Regions from separate parts of the Homo sapiens genome. Here region 2 is linked to region 1. A link is an interaction called in ENCODE POLR2A ChIA-PET data of the cell type or tissue named here. Cell type or tissue: A673. All regions are shown on one strand.

Evidence for each region. Peaks named below come from ENCODE experiments on the same cell type or tissue, not always from the same donor. Only the 100,000 strongest peaks of a DNase experiment are listed, where the experiment ranks them.
Region 2: POLR2A ChIA-PET joins it to region 1 with 10 read pairs; 14 of 35 experiments call an interaction of 5 or more read pairs at or near these places.

What each region holds. Positions count from the first base shown.
Region 1 is chr15:64,979,516-64,982,015 of GRCh38, forward strand. It overlaps SPG21 (SPG21 abhydrolase domain containing, maspardin), which reads right to left. Exons shown (of 9, transcript NM_016630.7): 3 at 1,349-1,510. Among named protein-coding and RNA genes, the nearest start is that of SPG21, 9.1 kb to the right of the region's middle. In A673, no CTCF peak of the experiment used is centred here; no DNase peak of the experiment used is centred here; H3K27ac peaks cover 396 bases.
Region 2 is chr15:64,907,837-64,910,336 of GRCh38, forward strand. No RefSeq gene overlaps it. Among named protein-coding and RNA genes, the nearest start is that of ANKDD1A, 2.8 kb to the right of the region's middle. In A673, no CTCF peak of the experiment used is centred here; no DNase peak of the experiment used is centred here.

The DNA of each region.
Region 1 (2,500 bases):
GAGAAGAAAAGACCCAGGAGAAAAGCAGCAGGTAGTGATGATAACTGTTTTCTCAAGTAAGAGACGGGCTCTCAGGAGGAAGAGGAACTGATTTCCTTTGTGTGGCCTCAGTTGGTGGTAACCTCAGTAGAATTTTCAGTTACCTTCCAAAAGGAGAGACGTGACCTGCCTTTTCATCCCTTTAAACAGTAAATAAAACGTACACTAACAGCAGTACTCCCACTGGGAGTACCACTTACAAGTGAATACTGCAGGCGACTGCCAGCTAAAGAGACTCTCTCCTTCCTGGAAAATTAGGAGACCAATGTCCTGACCAATGTGGAAGCATGCAAAAAAAAAAAAAAAAAAAAAAATCAGTCACCAGGAAGAGTGCCTTTCCCACACACCTTTCTCCCAGAGAAGACTCAAGAATGATCAGTGGGAAACTGGATTTAGACCAAACTCAGCTATAAAGTAACAATCAGGAACAAAAAAACTTCCTAACCAAATGCTAACATATGAGCTAATTAATGAATCTCACCTCAAATATCAAAGATTTACATGAAAAGCCAGCTTTTCAAGTCACTTGTATGTTAGCAAATCCCTTTGTTGTCTAATATTCCATGCTCAGCAACCCTGGAAGCAGTGCTGTGATAAAATGAGGAGCAGAAACAGAGCCAGGAGACGGAGCTCAGTTCCTCCCTCCACCACTACTGGCTGTGTGAGCCGGACCTCAGTTTCTTCATCTGTAAAGAAGGACAACGCTTCCTACCGCTCTGAGTTGAGAGAAGGGCGTCAGGAGAGAATGCACGTAAATGCTGGGCATGGAGAGGCTGCCAAAAGAGGTTTGTTCCCTCTGAATCTCTGTGTGACCGTGGACTCACACCAGCCTCCTTCAAAAGGCTTCATCTCACATATTAAAATAAGCAAACAGTATCTTTCCTCAATTAAAAAAACTGCCTGGCTGGGCGCAGTGGCTCGTGGCTGTAATCTCAGCACTTTGCGAGGCTGAGGTGGATGAATCATGAGGTCAGGAGTTCGAGACCAGCCTGGCCAACACGGCGAAACCCCGTCTCTACTAAAAATACAAAAAATTAGCTGGGCGTAGTGGCGGGCGCCTGTAATCCCAGCTACTCGGGAGGCTGAGGCAGGAGAATCGCTTGAACCCGGGAGACGGAGGTTGCAGTGAGCAGAGATCACGCCACTGCACTCCAGCCCGGGCGACAGAGTGAGAATCCATCTCAACAAACAAACAAACAAACAAACAAACAAACAAACTGTGCCCATTACTATAGCTGATGAGAGACAGAAGCATAAAAAAAAAAAAACACACAAAACGTGGGTCTGAATTTTAATCAGTAATACTTACAGCGATAACCCGGTAACCCCATCCAGTCAGAGCCAAAATCTGCCGGAAAAAGACATCTGCAGTTCCACTGACAGGGGGCAGGAATATGAGAGGACACCTGATACTTCGGGGGCCCGCGTCATAGAGCGACCATATCTTACTGTCATCATCATCCACAATAATCTGGAGGGAAGGTTAAAAGAAAAAAGTGGAAAACCTTATAAATTTGCTTTTTATGTTATTTTACACTGTCATTTCACTGACAATTTTACTACTACTGCCTTGTTTGTTACAAGGTAACCTGGAGCTCACACCAGATTAGCATGCATGACAAACTCCTCTGATCTCCTTTTCTTTCCTCAGGGCTAACGTATTCCACAGAACTACTTAGAACTACTTTATAATCTTCCAAAGGGCTGCTGCTTCTCTGTTTCTTCCCCCTCCTCCTTTTTTTTTTTTTTTTTTGAGACAGAGTCTCGCTCTGTAGCCCAGGCTGGAGTGCAGTGGCACGATCTTGGCTCACTACAACCTCTGCCTCCCAGGTTCAAGCGATTCTCCTGCCTCAGCCTCCCAAGTAGCTGGGATTATAGGCACACACCCTCATGCCCAGCTAATTTTTTGTATTTTTAGTAGAGACGGGGTTTCACCATATTGGTCAGGCTGGTCTCGAACTCCTGAGCTCATGATCCACCCGCCTTGGCCTCCCAAAGTGCTGGGATTACAGGCGTGAGCCACTGCGCCCGGCCTGGATCCTGTCTCTTTAAAATACATAAATAAATAAATAAAAATACAACAACACTCCAGCCTGAGCAACAGAGGGAGAGATCCTGTCTCTTAAAAAAAAAAAAGGCAAGCTGAGGTAAGACAAGTGCTCAGCAGAGTCTGGCAGATGTTAAGTGTCCTAGAAATATTAGCTATTATTATTATTCACGGCATCCTAGTTTAATTTTTGCTTTCACTTTTGGTGGTATTTAGAAAAGTACATTAACTGCTTAAACATTTGACAATGCAAATCAGTATTTATTCTACTTTCATATTAAAAAACTCAAGGCCTCCAGGCTCTTTTTTCTGAGAGCTCCTCACTAGCAGGGCTATGGACTCCACAGTGTCACTCTGTGGGTGGCAGCACACTAACCAGGGTCACTGGCATCACTAGGAGCAGATAAATGGAGC
Region 2 (2,500 bases), 72 kb before region 1:
ACCTCGGCCTCCCAAAGTGCTGGGATTACAGACGTGAGCCACCGCTCCCAGCCCCTTCTTTGTATTTTAAAATTTCTTTAGTAATGAACAAACATTAATAAGACAAGAAATAAAAAGCTGTTTTAAAATTTCTCTTAAGCAAAAGGCCAACAATCATTTAAAAAATGAGTGGGATAAGAACAGATTGTTCTCAGGAAAAAAAAGAAAAGAAAACGGCTCTTAAACATAGAAACAGATAACCAACTTTTCTTGTAATGATAGAAATGCAAACTAAGATTATAATGAATTACTATTTCTTACTTATCAGATTGGGAAAAATCCAAGTTTTACAGAATGTTCTCCTTGGAAACAGGCACCCTCATACATTGGTAATGGAAATGCAAAATATTTCTGGACCTTATGGAGGAGAATTTGGCAATAGCTAGCAAAGTTATATGTGCATTTACCCTTTGACCAAGCAATCCCATTTATAAGAATAGATCCCATAGATGCACTGGTAAAAATACCAACTGATGCATGCATAAGGTTGGTCATTGTAACTCTATTGTAATAACAAAAGTCTGGAAACAGGGCCAATGTCCATCAACAGGGAGTGGTTGAATAAGCCACCCAATGGAGGACTCTGAGGCTGTACAAAGGATGCAGGAAGATCTCAACAGACTACTGCGGAGAGATCTCTGTAGTAGATTGTTCCCAGAATAAAGCCAGAAGAATGTTCAGAACGGGCAAATCTATGGAGAAAGAAAGTAGATTTGTAGTTGCCTAGGGCTGTGTGTGGAGGGTTGGGGAGGGTAAACTGCAAGGGGGGGTGATAGCTAAAGCATATGGGCTTTCTTTTCTGGGGTGATGAAAATATTTAGTGGTGATAGTTATACAACTCTGAACGATACTGTACTAAAAACCATTGAATTATACACTTAAATGGGTGAATTTTAAGGGGCAGGGCAAAGTAAGAAGATGATATATAGTATGCTACTGCAGTAAAGGGAGAATATATGATTAAATTAAACAATATAAGGGTAAGCATCAACAACACAAATGTTATTTTGTCAGTCAGGATGCAGTGAAGGAAGCAGAATCATGTTGAGGTTATGGGTTTAGGGTACTGGTCCCCAACCTTTTGGCACTAGGGTCCAGTTTTGTGGCAGACAATTTTTTACAGGACTTGGGTGGTGGGGGGATGGTTTTGGGATAAAATTGTTCCCCTTCGGATGATCAGGCATTAGTTAGATTCTCATAAGAAGTGTGCAACCTAGGTTGGGCATGGTGGCTCACGCCTGTAATCCCAGTACTTTGGGAGGCCGAGGCAGGTGGATCACTTGAGGTCAGGAGTTTGAGACCAGCCTTACCAACATGGTGAAACCCCATCTCTACTAAAAAAATACAAAATTAGCCGGGCATGGTGGCGCAAACCTATAATCCCAGCTACATGGGAGGCTGAGGCAGGAGAATTGCTTGAACCCGGGAGGCAGAGATTGCAGTGAGCCATTGCACTCCAGCCTGGGCAACAAGAGCAAAACTCCATCTCAAAAAAAAAAAAAAGAAGTGTGCAACCTAGATTCCTCACATGCACAGTTCACAATAGGGTTCACCCTTCTATGAGAATCTAATGCCACCACTGATCTTTCAGGATGCGGAGCTCAGGTGGTAATGCTCGCTCTCCTGCTGCTCACCTCCTGCTGTGTGGCCCAGTTCCTAACAGGCCATAGACCAGTACTAGTCTGAAGCCTGGGGGTTGGAGACCCCTGGGATTAGGGATCTGTGATAGTAATTTGCCTTACACAGTTGCGGAAGGACCAGAAGGGGAGTTGGGGATCAGAGGAGTCCTTAGTCAGTCATCTGAGAAACCAAGTATGTCCAGCTGCTAAAATGGAACCACAAGGGAAAGCTCCTGGGGAGGTCTATGGGTGGTACTAATGCCCTGGGTCTGCAGCCAAGTCCGCGATGGCCTGGGGCCACTGTTGGTCAGCAGGCTCAGCAGCTGGGAAGAAAAGCTGGATGTGGAGTGAAGGAGAGTGACAGCAGGCTGGAAGCCAGTGGTGCCCTCTTCATCCATCACCACAGCTGACTATGACAACCTTCAGAGACTTAACTTTGAAACATGTAAATACTTTACATAATTGTAAAGCAAAATTAACATTTAAAAATATCAAAAAACAAAAGCAAAACAAAATAAATAAACCATGCATGTTGAGTTGGTGGCATAACCACATAAAGAACTATTCCAAGTGACTAAAACAGTAACGTGACACTATGCCCCTAGTGGGATGTACATGTGACAAAAGCTTTACAAAAAACATTTAAACTGTTTTCAGGAATAATATCTTTGGCTAGGCGTGGTGGCCAAGCACTTTGGGAGACCTAGGTGGGTAGATCACCTGAGGTCAGGAGTTCGAGGCCAGCCTGGCCAACATGGTGAAACCCCCGTCTCTACTAAAAATACAAAAATCAGCCGCGTGTGGTGGCACACACCTGTAGTCCCAGCTACTTGGGAGGTTTA